2 separate regions of the Homo sapiens genome follow, and region 2 is linked to region 1. A link is a loop called in an ENCODE intact Hi-C map of the cell type or tissue named here. Cell type or tissue: GM12878. All regions are shown on one strand. Each heading gives the region's core, and the rest is flanking DNA. Links, peaks and the distances in the headings are about the cores only.

Region 1 (10,356 bases), core at 2,957-7,956:
CTTTCTTCTAGCCCCTTTAGGCAGCCTGAGGTGATTTGGGGGTTTGTGCTGCCCCCTGGTAGCCACTGTGGGAATAGCACTGAGAACTATGCTCAGCAGAAGAACCGGTATGAACCCCATCCTACAAGATGAATTCTTGCTGTCTCATACTTTTTCTTTCTCTCTCTCTCTCTTTTTTTTTTTTTTTTTTTTTTTTTTTGAGACGGAGTCTCGCTCTGTCACCCAGGCTGGAGTGCAGTGGCGTGATCTCGGCTCACTGCAAGCTCCGCCTCCCAGGTTCATGCCATTCTCCTGCCTCAGCCTCCCGAGTAGCTGAGACTACAGGCGCCTGCCACCGCGCCCGGCTAATATTTGTATTTTTAGTAAAGACGGGGTTTCACCATGTTGGCCAGGATGGTCTCGATCTCCTGACCTTGTGATCCGCCCGCCTCGGCCTCCCAAAGTGCTAGGATTCCAGGCTTGAGCCACCGCGCCCGGTCTTCTCTTTTCTTTTCTTTTCTTTTCGTTTCGTTTCGTTTCTTTGTCTCGCTCTGTCACCCAGGCTGGAGTGCAGTGGCACGATCTTGGCTCACTGCAAGCTCCGCCTCCCGGGTTCACGCCATTCTCCTGCCTCAGCCTCCCGAGTAGCTGGGACTACAGGCGCCCACCACCATGCCCGGCTAATTTTTTTTTTTTTTTTTTTTTTGTATTTTTAGTAGAGACGGGGTTTCACCATGTTAGCCAGGATGGTCTCGATCTCCTGACCACATGATCCGCCGCCTCGGCCTCTCAAAGTGCTGGGATTACAGGCGTGAGCCACCGCACCCGGCCGCTGTCTCATACTTTCTTGCAGAATGCATACTGGTAAAATTCCTTAAGCCTCTTGGCCTGGATTGTTAGTGGAGGTGCTCTCCTTCTCGGGGGCAAGGGAGTGAGATGGAACCTCATGTCACCTGTCTGGACTCTTAAGACATGTAGTAAGCATTTTATGTACTATTCTCGCTCCATCATTACAAAGTCCCTATTAAGTAGTCACTATTATTCCCATTTTAAGGTGAGGAAACAGCCTTCGAAGGAGGCAGTTACTTCTCCAAGATCATGCGGTGCCAGAGTTTGAACCTCAGCTTCTTGGCTCGGAGTCCAGTGCTTTTTCACGGCATCAGCTCTCCACTCATAATCCCCCTGGTTTCTCACCCCTCACAATCTTGGGCCAAGATGCGTAAGGACCCAAAAAGTACCAAGAGGAGGGGCTCTTCCATGGGATGTCATGTAAAGGCTGCTTGGGACCACCAGAGCCCTGGGTATCTATGTGTGCCTGAAATAGTCAAGGCCTCACTCATTTATTCAGTATTTGAGTATCTCCTGGTCTTCAGACTTTGTGCCCAGAAGTGGGATACAGCAAAGAACAGACATATTCTCTGTCTTAAGTGAGAGCTCACAATTTGGTAAGTGCAACTGACCAAATGTTTTTGCAGTAAGTGCTAATAGATGTCATTATCAATTGCCAGGGGTGAGAGGAATCTCAGAGGTCTTTCCAAAGGAAAGAACGTCTGTGCAATGATTTTCAAAGAATGTGTCTGTCAAACAGACAAGAGGGCAGAAGAGCAGTCCAGGTGGAAGCAAGGTGCAGGTAAGTCCAGGCAGAGTGAGAGAGCTCATGAGGAGCTTAGGGACCCTCAGAGCAGTTTTGTGTAACCGAAGCGCTGGCTGTTGTGTGCCTGAGTCTGGCCATGATGCAGAAGATAAGGCTAGAGAAGGGGGATGCTGACAGAACGTCAGGGGCTTTCTTTGGCAAGGGTGAACAATATAAGCTTTATTCTGCAAGCCTGGGAGTCCAGAGTTTTTAGCTGTTGACCTCCATTAGACCAATTTTTTAGCAAGGTAACCCCAGAGGCAGGACTACCACCTAAGAGGCTATGCACCAGTCCTAGCAGGAAAATCCCACCAGAAGCCCCTGGTCCAAGGCGTCAGGTAAAGATGAGCGCATTCAGGAGACATTGACCAAGTCGAGTCCAAGAGAAATGGAGGAACCAGAATCTGAGATTGCAGGCTTGGCCTGCGCCAGTGCGAGACAGACATGCCCAGAAGGTGGCTCGAGCCAGGGGAGCCGGGTCCGGGCAGGACTGATCCAGCGGTTACTCAGGGAGGCGTGAGAACGCGCCAGTACCCGGGACGTGAACAGCCGCGGCGGAGGCGCGCAGGGAGAACGCCTGCCCCGCGTGGGGCCTGCTCGCCCAGAGCCGCCAGCCACGAATTTATGGCCCAAAGCCGAATGCAGCTGTGCGCAGCTGGGTATGCAAATGTATGCAAATTCGCGCTGCCCGGCCCGGGCTAGGTTGCGAGCGGAGTCAAAGGGTGGGGGAAGGGGCGCAGCATTGTTACTGTTCTTGCGCTCCCAGAGGAGTTCAGACGCGGTGCGGGAGGGGATGCAGGGGGAAGAAATACATCTTCCCTGTCCTGACCGTCCCGCCTCAGGACCGTGACAATCTATCGGGACGAGCGTGGGTTCCCTCCATGTCCTCAATGACTTGTGCCCTCACGCCCTCAGCCCCACCCTGCGTAAGATGCGTGCAGGAGGAAGGGTCCTGACACCCAGAATACCTGAGCCCCTGTTGGTCTGAGCGTCCTTCCTTCACTGCGAGCGGGAAGGAGCCGCAGGGTGGGTAGATGATCCCACACCCGCCCGGGTCTCCCAGAATTACCCCTCCCCATAGCCAGGGAGGGGGTCGTCCGGAAGACCTGATTTCTTTCATCCCTTTATTGTGACCCGTCCTTCTGCCTCCCATCCGCTTCTTGAGAAGTCCCTACAGAAGTCTAACCATAGTCACATTTGCTATTGTTTCTGTTTTATTTTTCCGGGTGGTTTAGTGAGAAGATTATTCCCAAAGTCCCAAATGTTGGGTTCTGAGGGTGTGGGAGTGGGGCCTGGGCATCAACTCCCGCCCCCTCTCCCCCACCCAACGACCAAAGAATAAGTCCCCACGCTAGGCAAGAACTGGAAGGGAGTCTGGGCTGAGGCTGTCATCTCCCGGCTCTGGCTTGTTTTTTTTCCCGCTTTTTTTTTTTTCCCTTGCTGACTCTTCCCACAATGGCCACAAGGGGTCTTCCTTGCGCTAAGAATGGGAAATCCGGCGTCAGGTTTGAGCGCTGTGAGGGTGGGGCGCCTAGCGATGCTTCCTCTCCGCGGTTTCCGAGCGCCGAGACCTGCAGGCGTCCCACCTCCCCGCCCCTCCTCGGTGGCTTCACTCAGTCGCAGACGACTTCAGTTCTCTTACCCCACGCTCCAGACTGGAGATTGGCATTTCAAGATCTCCTGCTCCTTCCCCTAAGCCTATGGAGCAACCGGAGGGCTGTGAGCTGAGACAAGAATTCGGGCCAGACATATAGTAGGCGCTCAATAAATGCTTTTCAGATGAATGACAATGTGGCAGTGTCCTGTTCAGAAGCTTGGGCAGGGAAGAGATGACTCGGGTGAGTTGAGCAGGACACCCCTCCTCCCAAAGCAAGAGGGTGCCAAGAGGCGGCTCAACTCCCTACCAGGGAAACTGAGGCCATCTGTGGGACTTACATATTGATACAGCAGGGGAGGTTCTGAAGTGACAGGGGCAATTAGAAGGGAGGGGTTAGCCAATCAGAAAGCTGTCATGGATTGATCTGACGTCGGAAGGCGGGAAAAACGGAAGATCCAGGCCCCTAAAGGAAAGCTTTGTTAGAACGGGAAAATGGGATGTGAGCGTGGAAAAGGGGCTGGAGATTTGGATTGTTTAGCTCAGAGAAGGAAAGTTAAGGCAGCCCCTTTCTCCTGTGAGGTCAGAAGTTGTTAGGTTTAGCTGAAGCTGCAGCAGGAGGAAGGGTGGTCAGACACCAGGAAGGACTTCCCCGTTGGAGTCAGACGTGGTGGCAGAGGGTGAAGGGGTGATGACGTCGTTCCCGGGGTGGGAGGTGAGTTATCTGAAACCCTCTTATAATGGGAACCCGTCAGGGGTGGTGGGGGCGGGAGATACAGTTAAGGGTTAGATGCAGTAGGTGGAAGCTTAGGTGAAGTCGGCTGCCCTTCCCCCACGGAAGCGGCTGCAGGGCCCGAGAGGTGGGAGGTTCCTGACCAGGTGCTCTCACGCTCACTGCCCACCTGGATGGACACCTGGGTGGTCCCGCCACACACCCCCACTCAGGGCTTGCAGGAAGTCCTTCCCCAGCCGGATGGGGCGAGGTGTGTTTGGATGAACCGTAGCCTCGGGTTGCACCCGGGTGGCGCAGACCTCCTCGAAGACCCTCACGTGGGCTCCCGTGGCAACTCGCCAGTCCCATCCCCTAGCTTTGGCGCATTCAGGGCCGCTCCTGAAATGTCCTCCCTGCAACCCTAGAAAAGGCTCCTCTGGGAAGCTTGCCCTGTTCTCGCCAGCCTGGTCAGAAATCCTATGGCTCTTCTACTTTGTTTCTCTGGGTGACCTGGGTGAGCAGGAACCACACCTTGATTAGCACATAGTAGGGACACCAAATAAAGTTTTGGGTGGAGGCCTGGCTTTAAATCATGCACTGTCCTAGCTGTGTGACCTCGGTTTGAAGCCCCATGTCCTGATCCGTGAAATGGGTACTTCTGTCTTGCTCACTTCTTAGGCTTTTTTTTTTTTTTTTTTTTTTTGAGACAGAGTTTTGCTCTTGTCGTCCAGGCTGGAGTGCAATGGCACGGTCTCGGCTCACTGCAACCTCTGCCTCCCAGGTTCAAGCGATCCTCCTGCCTCAGCCTCCCAAGTAACTGGGATTACAGGTGCGTGCCACCACGCGCAGCCAATTTTTTTATTTTTAGTAGAGACAGGGGTTTCACCATGTTGGCCAGGCTGGTCTCAAACTCCTGACCTCAGGTAATCTACCCGCACCGGGCTCCCAAAATGGTGGGATTACAGGCGTGAGCCACCGTGCCTGGCCTTCTTACGCTATTTAAAGGACTATGTGCCTGAAATAACCAAAGGGAAAGCATTTTGTTTTATGCAAATGCAGGCTGTGGGAGTCCAAGCCATGCAGACACCCGTGTGCACAGGGGTGGGTACACCCACATTCACACAGGTTGAATCTCTTGGAGGGGCTAGGTCCGCGTCTTTGGAGGCAATCAAGCAAAAGCTGGAGATGGTAGGCGGGGGGGCCAGCTAGGGAGAGCTAGCTGTCAGATGCCAGAGAGGGAACCCAAGAATGCGAGGGGTGGTCCCCAGAACTGGCTATCCTAGACCCAGGATCCGATTCTCCAGGGCGGGATCCCAGTTCCCTGGAGGATTCTGGGTACAGGCCAGTGGGCCTGGACCCTGGCGCAGAAACACGGGACCGAAGACCCCGCTGTGGGAGCCCCGAGTCGGGGCTGCCCGGCAGAGGGCGCCCAGGCTGGCTCGGGCACAGCGCTATAGCCATCTTCGGGTGCGGCCCGCCTCCTATTGCGCCCTCTGCTGGCCAACAAGGACACTATCGCGCTGCCTGTCTTCAGTGCCCACAAAATGGGCGGGGTTCTGCTAATTCAGGGGCTGTTGGCCACGCCTCTTCTGCTGAAGCCTCCTGCATCCTGGACGCCAGAACTCCCAGCCAGGCCTGGCTCTAACTCCTCCACCCTTCAACTCCTTGTGGAGAAGGGAGCTCCTCTCCATCCTTCAAAAGGTGAATCCAAGTACCAGGTTGCCTGCCCAGCTCCACACTCACGCTCGACCGGGGAGGGTGATGAGAAGAATCCCCAGCAGCGTCACGCTTAGGGTATCTTTATATCCAGATTATGGAGGTTTAAAATTCAACCTGCCTGCTCCCAGCTGCCTGGCCACTGCCTGGTCCCAGCCTGTCAGTCCTTCAGGATGTCTTAGCTTGGGCATGTTCCAGCCTTCTCATTGGACCCCCTGCCTACTGTCTCTCCTCTCCACTTACCAAAATTATCTTTCTAAAACACAAATTGGCCGGGCGCGGTGGTTCACGCCTGTAATCCCAGCACTCTGGGAGGCCGAAGTGGGTGGATCACTTGAGGTCAGGAGTACGAGACCAGCCTGTCAACATGGCAAAACCCCGTCTCTATTAAAAATACAAAAATTAGCCTGGTGTGGTGGCGTGCCCCTGTAATCCCAGCTACTCGGGAGGCTGAGGCAGGAGAATCGCTTGAACCCGAGAGGCAGAGGTTGCAGTGAGCCGAGATGGCACCATTGCACTCCAGCCTGGGTGACAGAGCCAGACTCTGTCTGAAACAAAACAAAACGAAAGCAATAACAAAAAACACAAATCAGTGTAGGTCACTCTTTTACTTTAATCTCCAGTAGATCCCCATTGCCTAGGAGAAAAGGTCCAGACTCCTTCTTAGCCCATCTCCATCTTTTATGTTTGGCCAAATCTAAGCCTCTGATCTCATCAGATCACTTCTTTGCCTACTCGAAATTCTCCAAACACATCCTGCTCTTTCTTTGTTTCTTTTTTTGACAGGGTCTTGATCTGTCACTCAGGCTGGAGTGCAGTGGTGCGATCTCAGCTCACTTGCAGCCTCAGCCTCTGGGTCTCAAGCCATCCTCCTGCCTCAGCCTTCCTAGCAGCTGGGACTACATACGTGCTCCACTGTGCCCAGCTAATCACATCCTGGATTTTGATCTCTATTTGGTAAATTTCTACTCATTCCTCAAGGCCTAGTTCAAATATCCCCTTGCTGGGCATTCTTTTCTCTAACACCCCCAGGAAGCATGTTTCTGTGCCCCCATGGACTTTGTACTCGCCTCCTTTTTATGGCATTTATCCTGGGGCATTATCTATTCACAAATCGGTTCCCCCCAGCTCCACTAGAACTTGAGCATCACTAGGTCCGAGTCTGATTCTTATCCATCCTAGTACATACTGGGAATCCAATCTAGAGCTGCTTGGCCAAGGACCCACTGGTGCCTCAGCCCCAGATTGGGAGAAGTCGTGTCTCATGTCTGCCCCGGGCCTAGAACATGGCAGAGATGCCTCTGCCTGTTCACAAACTGACTAGACAAGCCAGTTTTCTCATTCCCTCACTCCTGGGGTGAGCCTCTGCTTCCCTCCTCACTTCCTAGGAGATCAGTCATCCTTTCTTTCTCCTTGCTATTTGCTCCCTTCCCTGCTAGGGGGCAGGTACTCCAGAGCCTCTGGGTTCTGGGGACCTAAATTGAAGTCTGATTCAGAGGTTTATTTCTTAAGAGCTCAGAAACTGATGGTAGGGGAGACTTCTCCCCTCTGCAGAGTCCCAAAGATTCCCCACTGATTCTTGGGCCCTACTCCAAGTCAGCCTCCCCACCCCAGAATTTACCTAGTCCTTGCTTGTCTAGCCTGGGGCTTGGGGGCAAAATCATAAATTTGGGAGACAAGAGGCGAGATAAAGATCATTTGTTGAAAATGGTGTCATCAATCATTTGCTGGAGAGAATACATCTAAGAATTCCCCAAACCTGGGTGCTCAGATGCACCCCCTCAAGCTCCCTGTTATGCTCCCCTATCCCAATGTCCCTGGCCTCCCTGGTCAGCTCTTTTCCTGGGCTTGAGGTTACCTGGTCATTTTTGTTTCATTCTTTCCGGTCTGCATTCTCAGAAAGCCCTCGGGCCCTTTCCTACCTTGGGAGGGTCTCAGGATGGAGAATTTCATCCCCCATCCTTCCCAGCCCACACTAATGATCATATTTCTGAAACAGCCTGGAGGGGAGATTCCTAAACTCCTAGTTGTAGAGTTTCAGGCTGAGGATGAACAGATAAATAATGGCTTGCCAAATTAATTAATTATTTTATTAGCCTGAGTAATTATTAATCAGGTCATTAATCACCCAGTTGTGCACTATGAATAGTAATTATGTGGTTGGGGGTGGGGGACGACAGTGGTGGAGCAACTTATGGTTTTAAGGTCTGGCAATATATGGACCTTCTCTTGGTCCTAGGAAGATTTCAGAGGATTTATGGGCTCCATCTCTCCCCTCACCCTCACACCCATGCTTAGAGATTAGGAACAGAATGGGATCTACCTGGATCCTTTTGCAAAGGCAGACATCAATTTCATCCTTCCCCTCTTGACTTCCAGAGTTCAGAAGGATGGAGAACATGGAGGCAGAGACATGTACATGGAGATGAAAGTGAAGAGAACGTGCTCTTGTGAGTGTGTGTGCGAGTGTGTGTATGTGTGCGTGTGTGTATGTGTGTGTGAGCGTGTGGTGTGTGTGTGAGTGTGAGTGTGTGAGTGTATGGTGTGTGTGAATATGTGTGAGTGTGTGAATGTGTGTGCGTGTGTGGTGTGAGTGTATGTGAGTGTATGAATGTGTGTGAGTGTGCGAGTGTGTGAGTGCCTGAATGTGTGTGAGTGTGTGTGTCAATGTGTGTGAGTGTGCATGTGTGTGTACCAGGGTGAGACTGAGACAGAAGCAATTCCTAAATGTGCCAGACGTCTCCACGGCCTCAATTTGACTGGTCATTTGATATAAGAGAGCAATGCTGGGATTCACTAAAAATTTTGCCTTTGAACCTCATGTTTTGGGAGGTATAGATGCCACCAGAAGCAAGGAAAAATAGAGGAGGCTGAAAACAGAGACAGGAGGAAGTGCAAGGTGAGACAGGAAATAAGTGGAAGAGGGAAGGAGGAAAAGTAGAATGAGCTCTTTACCTTTGAATTGACTTTATGTTTTTGTCTTGCTGGGATGGGTGGTATTCCCTTCCGGGCCTTCTTTTCCACACTCCCCATCCTACTCAGGACCTTCTCTTTCCTGAGATTTGGAGTGGGCTCCAGCTTCAGAATCTTTCTCCTCGAGCTATTTCCAAAGACTCTGTCCACTGCCCTGTAGGGTTGGAAGGAGGGGAGTGAGGATAAAAAGAGATGGTGAAGTGATGGCAGGTTACACTCATCCTTGACACCAGGAAATCATTCTGCAAGTCCCACCTCCATGCCTCCTACTGTTTGGAGATCCCATCAACTCATATCCCTGTGTGGTATCCCTTTGGATAACAGTAAACTCCTGCCTCTCAAGGTGCCCCTTTCTCCAGACCTCCTTTTCCCTGGGCCAGGTGCTCCCAGATCCCCTTCCTTCCACTGCTCACTTGGGGAGGGGGCACTGATCATGCTTTTCACCCCCCTAAGGCCCTCTGCTCATAGCCCCTTTTACTTTCTGTTTATGGTAAATTTCACCCTTATTTACAGTGGGTCCCGCTTTGTTTATGACCTGCTTGAGGTCAGTTTTATTTTTGTATCTCCAGTTCCTCTCCCATGCACTGTTTGTTTATGCCTCCTGTTGGTGCCCCCTTTGCAGGCTCCTCTGCAAGACCCCACTCTGAGAGGGCGCAGGGGAAGGGGAAGGCCTGGATCTGAGAACCTGGGTCCTGCAGCTCCAGGATACGGTTGGGCTAAGGAGGGGCTGAGGGGTGGCCGTGGCAGCTCCATCTCCTGGGTCTTACATCAAATGACCAGTCAAATCGAAGCTGTGGAGAAATGGAAAGATACCTAGGAAGAGGAAGGGACTGGAGGTGGCCGCTGGGTCCTGAGAAGCCCTTGCAGAAATTGGCCAGGGAAGAGGCCCTCACATGCCCGATCCCACCTGTTTGGGGCTCAGGCTGCTGTGAGAATATGGAACCCCCAGGCTCCTCAGGCCCCAGTCCTTGCAGGCCTGTCCACTGGGCATCCCTGTTCAGTGTATCCTCTCAGCAGAGCTCTGGGGGCAGGGCAGGGGGTCAGACTCAGGGGCAGCTCCTGACATGACAGAGCCTGCCATGAGATAAACATGGGGCCTGGAACCCAGCCTCTTGTTTGGAATTCTTGGTGGTTGGGGAGGGTGATATGGGGAGGGAGCGGTTGGTGGGAAAATGAGTGGAGTGGGGAGAGCGGACCTCATGGAGGGTCCATGGGTGCTGAAAGAGGAGACCATAGCCTGGCGGCCCTTGACGTCACTCAGGGACTTGTTGCTAATGGCTCTGGGGAAAGGGCTAGCATCCAAAGTCCCTTGAGATTGACTTACCCTCTTATGAAAGCACCCAGCACCACCTCTGAGTAAGCACCTGATGGGCACTGGGGAGGGAAGAACGGAGGATGGAAAGAGCTGTGGATTCTCAGCACCTTAGGGTAGTGCAGCAGCGCTCACAAGTTCTTCTCTCTGACTTCCACCTCCCTCTGTAAGGGATGGGGGCGTAGGGAGGGTGGAGTGAGAGTGCCCGAGATTTCCTGCTCTTCCCTCCAGAGTCTCCCTGGGAGTTGTTCATCTTCAGCCAGGTTCTGAGTGTTATCTAGAAGACACTCCAGGGAACTAGCTCCAGCTCTGTGGGAGCCTTATCTTGCCTGCAGACAGACTCAATTAACCTCTTCTCGCCCTCAGTGCATGTGTGGAGGGCATCTTCCTCCCATCCCTGGTGGCCGTCCTTTCTTTTTCTTTTTCTTTCTTTCTCT
Region 2 (10,356 bases), core at 3,644-8,643, 510 kb after region 1:
AGCTGGGATTACAGGCGCGAGCCACCATGCCCGGCTAATTTTTGTATTTTTAGTACAGACGGGGTTTCACCACGTTGGTCAGGCTGTGCTTGAACTCCTGACCTCATGATCCACCCGCCTCACCCTCACAAAGTGCTGGACTTTACAGGCGTGAGCCACTGTGCCCGGCCAAAAAAAATTTTTTTAAGTAAACCTGGCATGGTGACACACGTACCTGTAGTCCCAGCTACTCAGGAGGCTGAGGTGGGAGAATGGCTTGAGCCCAGGAGGTCAAGGGTGCAATGAGCTATGATAGCACCCTACAGCTTTGGGTGACAGAGAAAGACCCTGTCCCTAAAAAACCAAAAGCAAAACAGGAATTTCTGCCCTCATGGAGATTATACACTATTGCCGGATCATGAAAGTCCAGATAAACCAGTTAGGAATCTTGTAATAATCCAGGTAAAAATGGTGAGCATCAAACTTAGTGTCAAAGGGAAAAGAAGCAGAATTATTTAGGAGGCCGAATTAATGAAACTTGGTGAAAACTAGGTATGGGAAGTGAGCAGGAGTCAAGTTTATCCCAAGTTTCTGGTTTCAATGACCAGATAACTGATGATGCCATTCACTAAATAAATACAATTGGTCCTCTGTATCTGTGGGTTCTGCATCTGCAGATTCAACCAACCATGGATCAAAAATATCTGGGGAAAAAAAAAACACACAAAATAACAGTACAACAACTGGCCGAGCACAGTGGCTCACGCCTGTAATCCCAACATTTTGCAAGGCCAAGGCGGGCAGATCACCTGAGGTCAGGAATTCGAGACCAGTCTAGCCAACATGATGAAACCCCGTCTCTATTAAAAATGCAAAAATTAGTTGGGTATGGTGGTGCATGCCTGTAATCCCAGCTACTCGGGAGGCTGAGGCAGGAGAATCGCTTGAACCCGGGAGGCAGAGGTTGCAGTGAACCGAGATCGAGCCACTGCACTCCAGCCTGGCAACAGATCGAGACTCTGTCTAAAAAAAAGGAAAAAAAAAAAGAAAGGTCTCCCTGCATGTATAGAGAGAAGGTAAGAGGACCAAGGGCAGAACTCAGGAGAACAGCATGGAAGGGAGGTATGGAGAATGCAGAATTATGGAGAAGACAGAGGGATCAGTCAGAGAGGTAGGAAGAAACTCAGGAGAAATGAATCAAGGAGAGAAGCCAGTAGTGGCAGGTGCAGCAGGGAGGCCCGGGAAATAATTCCTGGAAAGCACTGGATTAGCAGCCATTGGTGGCTCAGCAAGAGGAGCTGGAGGAAAATGTTGGAGGTGGAAGTTACTGCACAGCTGGACTTCACAGAACCTGCAATAGAGACACAGTTCTTCTGATCTGTGGGAATTAGGAGTTTGTCTTCAGACTGACATAAAAATGAGGGCTTCAGGCTGGTGCATTGCCTCATGCTTGTAATCCCAGCACTTTGGGAGGCCGAGGTGGGAGGATCACTTGAGCCCAGGAGTTTGAGACCAACCTGGGCAACCAAGTGAGACATCATCTCTATTTTTAAAAACAAGGCCAGGTGCAGTGGCTCACACCTATAATCCTAGCACTTTGGGAGGCCGAGGCGGGCAGATCACTTGAGGTCAGGAGTTTGAGACCAGCCTGGCCAACATGGTGAAACCACATCTTTACTAAAAATACAACAATTAGCCGGGTGTGGTGGTGGGCGCCTGTAATCCCAATACTTGGGAGGCTGAGGCAGGAGAATCACTTGAACCTGGGAGGCAGAGGTTGCTGTGAGCCGAGATCATGCCATTGCACTCCAGCCTGGGCAACAGAGTGAGACTATGCCAAAAAAAAAAAAGAGAGAGAAAAAAGCCACAAGGGCTTCTGAACCAAAGTATAAGAAAAATGAAGGGTAGGAACCGAGATGTCTGGGACTGCCCCATCAAAGATTTTGCTGCCTCTGGCTAGCCAGATGTGAGGCACACTCGAAGAAATGTAAAGCTGAACCCTGTGCTGTCCACTAGGGCAGCTGCCAGCTGCACCAGCCACCCTTGAAATGTGGCTAGTCCAAATTGAGATTATATAAATGTAAATTATGTAACAGATATCAAGGAATTAGTATCAACAAAACCTAAAATAGCTCAGTAAGTGTATATTGATTGCAGATTGAAATAATAACATTTTGGATATACGGCTTAAATAAATGTTAGCATTTAATTTCTTTTTTCTGAGACAGAGTCTCGCTCTGTCGCCCAGGCTGGAGTGCAGTGGTGTGATTTCGGCTCACTGCAACCTCCGCCTCCTGGGTTCAAGCAATTCTCCTGCCTCAGCCTCCCGAATAGCTGGAATGATTACAGGGGCCCGCCACCACACCTGGCTGATTTTTTTGTATTTTTAGTAGAGACGGGGTTTCACCATCTTGGCCAGGCTGGTCTCAAACTCCTGACCTCGTGATGCACCCACCTTGGCCTCCCAAAGTGCTGGGATTACAGGCGTGAGCCACCGCGCCCAACCTCACCTGGATCTTTTTACCTTTTTTTTTAATGTGGCTACTAGAAAATTTAAAATTATGTGTTTGATTCATATTACATTTCTACTGCACAGCACTGGTCTAAGCCCTGCCACAGAATAGGACCTCCACAGCCTGGACATGCCCAGACTCCCAAATGTTCTTTAATCACCTCAGACTCACAATATCCTTCCTAGCTGGAAAACAAATGCCTGAAATCTCCAAGACTGCATTTTTGTTGCACCTCTGTGCCCCATACTGCCAGTCCCATAACCCAGGGCCAAAGATTTCAGTCCTCAAGGCCAGCCACAGTGGCTCACACCAGTAATCCCAACACTTTGGGAGTCTGAAGCAGGAGGATCGCTTGAAGCCAGAAGTTTGAGACCAGGCTGGACAACATAGTGAGACCCCCATCCCTATTTATTTTTTAAAAACTGGAATTTTAAAAAAAGATTTCAGTCCTCAATACCCCATCTTCAGGATTCCCCTGTCGTGGTCCTTCGCGCTTTTTCTTTCCCCAAGTCTGTTGATACTCGCATGACAGCAGAGATGTCCTATTCTAACTTACAAAAGTAGATTTTTTTTTTCCTGGCTTGGAGTCCAGAATCTCTCTCCCAACCCTGAATTTAGAAGCCATGTCTTCTCCCTGTTTCTTTCATTTCTCAACTCCCTCTTTGCCTTTCCTCCTTTCTAAAACTATGTAAATCTTTCGAATTATAAGAAACATGGTATTATGGAAATCACCCAGGCTTTATGTCCCTATATAAACTTCATCTATCTTAAGCCCTCTTTGCAAACTGTGGCTAACACCTGCCTGTTATTGAGAAGATTGAATGAGATCAGATGTGTAAAATGCCTTGTACAAAGCCTGGCACATGGTAGGTACTTGGTAATCTTGAGTTTCCCACTTTTCCTCTTACCTCTGCATATTTGGAGAAGTAGGGAAAGAACCAGGAAAGCCCGGTTCATATGTATGGGCTCACAGAACCTCAAAACCAAAAATGCTCTTAGAGATATATTTCCAGTTACTCATTCAGTAAAGAAATTCCCTGGACCACATCTCTCGTTGGTAGTCATCCAACCTCTGCTTAAACATCTCCAGGGGCCATTCATTGGTTCACTTAATAAGAACAAGGCACTGTGGGAGCCACAAAGAAGGGCTGACACAGATCTTGCTGTTAAGGAGCTTATATATTAGCAAAAAGACAATACAGAGAAATAACCGTAATATAAGGTAAAAGCGATATGTGTCAAATGAGATGCCATGACAGAGAACTAACAACCTTGCAAGTTATTTCATGCTCAAAAAAGGGTAGCTCTAATATTAAAATTCCTCCCAAATCTCAGACCTCAGTTTTCCCTTGCATTTCATGGAACATGGAACAAGATCCTTCCATACTAGGTCATGGGTCATCCTTAAGGAGGACCTGCAATAGCCTTAAAACTCCAGGAGGGAGGCAGGGCGCAATGGCTTACACCTGTAATCCCAGCACTTTGGGAGGCCAAGGCAGGTGGGTCACTTGAGGTCAGGAGTTCGAGACCAGCCTAGGCAACATGGTGAAACCCCATCTCTACCACAGATATAAAAATTAGCCAGGCATGGTGGTGCATGTCTGTAGTCCCAGCTACTTAGGAGGCTTGAGGCAGGAGGATCACTTAAAACCTGGAAGGTCGAGGCTGCAGTGAGCCCTGATCATGCCACTGCACTCTAGCCTGAAAGAGACTCTGTCTTAAAACAAACAAAAACAACTCCAGGAGGAGGGTGTGGAAATGGACATGGAACAGGTGTGGAGAGAACTGGGACTGGCTGCAAGATCCTCCAGCCTCTTCTGTACCACCAAATGATTTCTGGGAGTCCCTAAATGACAGCCTCAGCCTCTACCTACTACCAGCAACTCCTGTCCCCCTAGAAAGCCATGCACATCCCTACTCCCAGGATTTATCCTAATGGTTTTGTCTGTGCTTTTCTCTCCCTCTTCTCCCCATCCCTATCACCTTTTCATCATCTTTTATCAGTATCTCTACAATTTTCTTTGTATCTGTCTCCGCTTCAGTCTGTGCCTCTCATCATTTTGATTTTTTGTTTCTATTATTCTTGGAGTCTTTCTGCTTCTATCTCTGACTCTCTTTCTCTTACTCTCACCATCCTTGATTTCTTGATAGGTTTCCATTTTTCTGTCTCTGGCCTCGTTTTCTCCCCAGCTGCCGCAAAGCCATAAACCTAGCTGGCCCTGCAGCAGGCAGCCGCCAATCAGTGGGCTCCAGGAGTTGAGGGGAGGGGGTCAACAGAGAGATGGGGGGATGGAAAAGCTGAGGCACTGTTGCTATAGCAGGGGAGAGACGAGGTGCAGAAAAGAGATGTCCCTCCCAAAAGGCAGACACAGCTACCTCCACAGACAGTGTCTGGACTCCTTTCCTACAGATAGCAAATGACTGGCCCCCACTTACTGTTGTGAGGCAGGGTACCTGGATCCCTCCCCTGTATTACCCAAACCATGATTTCTCCTCTGAAACCCCTGGCCACAGATCACTAGAGATTTGCCTCCTCCTGCATTCTTAGGCCCTCCCAAGATGAGGGAGCTACAGGGCCTTGAGGGTCCGAAGATCCTGAGACAGATGCTTACATGGACGTTGAGACAGGAAAGAATGGTCAAGACAGGTACAGTGGCAGATGCTGAGATGAGTTGGAGGAAGCACTGAGAGGAGGGAGAGTCCTCCCCAGCCAAGGCTGATCCAGAAGCTTGGGTGTTCCAGGCTTCTTAGCTCCCTGGCCATTCCTGAAGCAGAACTGGCTGCCAGAATCCCTGATCTCTGGTCTAGGTTGGGGTTCAGCAGCTTAGGGTGTTACTTACTGGGCTACTACTACCCAGCTTGTCGTAAGAAACCTACTGGCTCTGTGGGGATAGGAGGAGATAGGAGGGAAAGGCGGGGAAGGCAAGGGATTAATGTAAGATTTTAGAAGAACACAGGAAGAGGAACATTTCCATCCTGTTGGGCCAGGAGACAAACCCAGAAAGTGGTAATTCCTGGTGTGCCGGCGACCCCTGCTGGCTGCACACACCACCGCCTGGGAGATGGGAAGGTGTAGCCAGCCTGTGTGAGTCCAAATGCGTGTTGGATGTGACACTGCACACAACAATGACGGTGCCCATGATTACGTGTGGGCACTCCTGGGTGAAGGCAGTAATGTGACTGAACACAGAAGCCCCAAAGGTCAGGTTCAGAACTTCTGGCTCCCCTCTGGGACTCTGGGTGTCTAGGAAGGATCATTGAGCCCAGCATGTCTCCTGACCAGTGTCACATCAGTAGCAGCATAGATCCACTCAGTGAGGCACTGCTGAGGTCAAAGTAAATGTAACCAGTCCAGGTGTAGGGGAAAGAGTGCAGACTTTGGAATTACACTTACCTGGGTTGAAATCTTGATCCTGTGATTACTAACTGTATGACCTAGAGCAAGTTCCTGAACTTCTTTGAGCCCAATTTCCTCATCTGTAAGAGCATAATAATACCTATCTTAGAGGGTTATTGTGAGTGTTTAGCACAGTGCCTAGCAATAATAAGCATTTAATAGATGCTAATTTTCTGCCTCCCTCTTCCTTTATCAACCTCCCACCCTCAAGGTCAGGCAGGGATTTCAAAAGGCAAATAAACTGGGGATAATGTTGACAATGATGATGGTGGTGGTTTATATTTACACCACTCATGCAAATCATTTTAAACATATTTTTAACACACGGCTTTTTTCCTTTTTATTAGCCAAGCACATCATGATCATGTTTTATTGGGATGGAAATATCCTGATGTTATGGCAGGTATCTAGAAAGATGGCCTTATGAAGTGATAACAAGGCATGACAAATCTTTCTTTCTTGTGATACATTTTCATTACTCAGGTTAATCAGGAATTACCCATTAGAACAAGGGTTTAAGATAAGTACATGACAGTCATCTGTGGAGATCAAAATCTCCTGATTTTCCCAATGGGTATCTAATTGTTATTGCTAATGTAGAGGGACAATTAATGCTTAGATTGAACTGGTATTCAAACATTAGAATAACTCAAGGAGATATGACAGGTAGTTAGAAATAGTATATTCTGAAATTTAAAAGAAAACAGATTTCAATTGCACCAAAGAATATTTTAATCCCTGCAGCTGTCCATCGATAGGGGCAGACTGCTTATTAAGAGCTCCATTTTAGCAGGAGTACTGAAGCTGAAGCTGGCTGGCTCCCCAGCAGGCTGACTGTGAAAGAGATTCAGGCTGCAGAGGGAGATTGGATAAGAGGCCTTCTGAGCTTCCTCCACAAACACACTCAAGTGCATGATGAATACTTAGCTCGGTAGAAGTGTCGCTCCAAACGGCATTACTGCCATACCCATAGTAACTGTTTGTCACCATGAGTCGGGGTAAGGGCGTAGTAATAATAACAATGGTGTTCTTTTCCTCTCTGAGATTTTGTTCTCCCAAAAGAGAGGAAAGAGTCCAGAATCATTCCCCCACTAACCATCCCCACGTTTTTCTTGATTTTGTCTGATTCATCTTTGTCTTGGCTTCATAGTATCCATCTTCAAGTATTTTAAAGAAAACCTTACTTAAGGAAAGAGCTTTTTTTATCCTTTAGTTTCCTGCCTATAGGAGGTGGGCAGGCAATGAGGATGGGAAGAGGGAACAAACATTTGCTGAGTTCCTATTAAGTGTAGACTTTGTAATTTTTGCATTTGATTAAGAGAGGTGTGTATGTGCTTTCATGCAAGTAAGTGTATGTATGTATATGTATTCCTGCAAGTGTATGTATATATTGTTTTGTATCTGTGGATGTAAATGTGGATGAATCTGAAGGAATTCTCTGCTGTTCAAGCCTCTCTGAACAAGGGTCTGGGGTCTTGGTGTCTAGCTTAGTACAGGGAAATCTGTATGCAGCTCCTCTGAGGATTTCAATATCTTCTGTGTGTACAGACTACCCGGGAGTTAGTTCTTCTGGCTCCAGGATCTTTGTGCAGGATCCCAGGTTTGTCTGTCCCCATCCTGCACACAAGTGTGTTGACATATCAAGACTCCTCCACCTCCTTGCTTTCCTGTGTGCATCACAGTGTGTGCAGATCCATTTGTCCAACCAGCCCCACGTGAAGCCATGTGTGTCCAGCAGTCCCTCCTCCCAAGGAGGACTCTGTGAAGAGTCCTTGGCACCCTCCCCTCCTGGCCACCCCCACTCCCCACTTTCCATGCCAGGAGAGATCTAATTACACAGAAATTAGTACAGAAAAGGATCGTTTCCTTTTATTGCATCAGTACCGGGGCAGCTATAAATCTGGAGCCACCGCTGCAGCCGCCTCTGGGCACTGTGCAGGCTATGGGGGGCTCTCACCTCCACACCTTCCTTTTCTCCTGGGCCTCTACCCCTGCCCAGGACCTGAGAACTCTATTAGGTACCCATCTCAGTAGGGGAAGTGGAGAAAGGGGAGGGTGGGGTCAATCAAAAGAAGACACATAGTAGATGCTTAATAAATGTTCACTAAATGATTAGGGAGAGGTAGATCCCAGCAATGATAGTAACTACCCGACTACCTAGACCCAATCACCACGAGATAAATATTTCTAGTAAAATTTCTCTCAAAATTCTTAAGCTCTTACCAGACAGACTTCCTCACTTTCTTATGAACCCAGATGAATTATATGGAGCTATTAGTCATCCTGGCTTCTACTTTAGAGACCCTGAACTCCTTCTCAGGCAGCTTCAGGTGATGAAGACAGTCCAGGTTCAGATCTTGATTCTTCTGTTTACCACCTAATTGTCCTTGGGTATCTCCCAACCTGAGCTTTGGTTTCTTCTTCTGTGAAATGGAGGACATGAAACCTACCTCTCAGGTTGTTGTGAGGCATCAATGGGAAAGCACAATTAGTCGGGTGTGGTGGCATGCACCTGTGGATGCAGCTGCTCCAGGGACTGAGGCAGGAGGATTGCTTAAGCCCAGGAGGTCAAGGCTGCAGTGAGCCCTGATCCAGCCTGGGCAACAGAGTGAGACTCTATCTCAAATAAAATAAAATAAAATAAAATAAAATAAAATAAAATAAAATAAAATAAAATAAAATAAAATAAAATAAAATGGGAAAGCAGTAGACCAACAGGAAGGGGGTCCACTAATTTTTATTATCACTCTTAATGTCTTCCTAGCTACCACTTCCACTTCACCACCTTTACTTCTGCCTCCTCTTCCCCATCACCCTTTAACCTAGCCTATATGCCAACCAACCCCCACTCAAATAGGGGGCAATAAGATATGCAGGCAGGCTGTGCCCAACCTGGAATGAATGTTTCTATATGTTAGTGTCTTATCAGAAGACAGAGATGAGGCCAGGTGCGGTGGCTCATGCCTGTAATCCCAGCACTGTGGGAGGTCAAGGTGGGTGGATCACTTGAGGTCGGGAGTTCCAGACCAGCCTGGTCAACATGGTGAAACTCCGTCTCTACTAAAAATACACACATGGTGAAACCCCATCTCTACTAAAAATACACACACACACACACACACACACACACACACACACACATTAGTCGGGCATGGCGGCATGCATCTGTAATCCCAGCTACTCCAGGGGCTGAGGCAGGAGAATCGCTTGAACCTGGGAGACGGAGGTTGCAGTGAGCCGAGATTGCGCCACTGCACTCCAGACTGGGCGACAGAGCGAGACTCCATCTCAAAAAAAAAGAAGGAGGAGGAGGAGAAGAGGAAGAAGAAGAAGGAGAAGAAGAAGAAGATGAGGAGGAGGAGGAGGAAGAAGAAGAAGGAGAAGAAGAAGAAGAAGAAGAAGAAGAAGAAGAAGAAGAAGAAGAAGAAGAAGAAGAAGAAGAAGAAGAAGGAAGAAGAACAAGAACAAGAACAAGAACAAGAAGAACAAGAAGAACAAGAAGAAGAACAAGAAGAAGACAACAGAGATGAGGACAGGGGACTCCAACCATCCTCGGGCATCTGGAGGCAGTGTTTTACACATAGCCAACTGTCTCTAAGCTCATTCCTTGGCAGTAACTATTTTGATCTCCATTATTTGCATGGAGGGTGTAAATTAGCTCCTTGGAGTACTGGAGGGTCTGGTTGTAAATGACTGTGTAGAAAGAGTCCAGGATTTAGGGAATTAGGAGGGAGCAGGAGCTGGGGAATCAGGGTGGAGACTGGAGGCTTGAACTTATCCCGGAGCAAGGTCAAAGGGCCCTTTAGGGGATCGCAGAGACAGAAACCAAATGTCCGGGCTCCCAACTTCCTGCCAACCCAGTTTTCCAAACCCAAGGATTTGGGGTCTCCTCCCTCTTGCCCTCTCCTACACTGATGTCTCCAGCCCAAGGCACTCAGCCAGGAATTCTTGAATTTACTCCTATGTGGATAACCCTGAAGAGCTCTCAGTGTAGGTCAGCAAGTGAAGAGCCAGAGAAAGGAAGGGGTGTAACCCCCCACCACCCCACTGTGCTCAGATCTCCAAGCACCATTTGGGCAGGACCCCCTGCTCCCACACTTCAAGGGCAGGAGGAGCCGCAGAAGGAAGCTGAGGCCCTACGTCTGTTTCCAGCCTCTCACCCCCGATCTGCGTCTCAGGGAGGGTGAGGATTTGGCGTGAAGGGCACAGCGGCGTGGGGGGCGCGGATCTCTGGCCCCCATCTCCCCCCATCCCCAGCCCCGACTCAGGCTGCAGTCTCTCCTCGTTGTAGCAGCGCGAGAGCAAAGGGACGGGCAGTAAAGATGAGTGATGGCGCGGAGACAAGCAGAAATACACCATCATGAAAATGCTAATGACTCCTTGCTCTCTTTCTTTATGGTTGGAGTAATACAGACTTCAATCATAAAAACAATCTCCCAACATTTTAATGGGCTCCATCATGCCCGC

Evidence for each region. Peaks named below come from ENCODE experiments on the same cell type or tissue, not always from the same donor. Only the 100,000 strongest peaks of a DNase experiment are listed, where the experiment ranks them.
Region 2: a loop joins it to region 1, with 2.7 times the contacts of the local background. A loop is called at or near these places in 18 of 110 quality-filtered maps.

Annotation. Positions count from the first base shown.
Region 1 is chr12:54,209,937-54,220,292 of GRCh38, reverse strand. No RefSeq gene overlaps it. Among named protein-coding and RNA genes, the nearest start is that of MIR3198-2, 16 kb to the left of the region's middle. RefSeq lists silencers at 2,257-2,306, 4,108-4,293, 9,454-9,748. In GM12878, for the core only: CTCF peaks have their summits at 3,084 (motif pointing right) and 5,375 (motif pointing left); DNase peaks (open chromatin) are centred at 3,138 and 5,432; H3K4me3 peaks cover 2,156 bases; H3K27ac peaks cover 655 bases.
Region 2 is chr12:53,697,135-53,707,490 of GRCh38, reverse strand. No RefSeq gene overlaps it. Among named protein-coding and RNA genes, the nearest start is that of CALCOCO1, 25 kb to the left of the region's middle. RefSeq lists an enhancer at 5,412-5,706. In GM12878, for the core only: a CTCF peak has its summit at 5,538 (motif pointing left); a DNase peak (open chromatin) is centred at 5,510; H3K27me3 peaks cover 195 bases.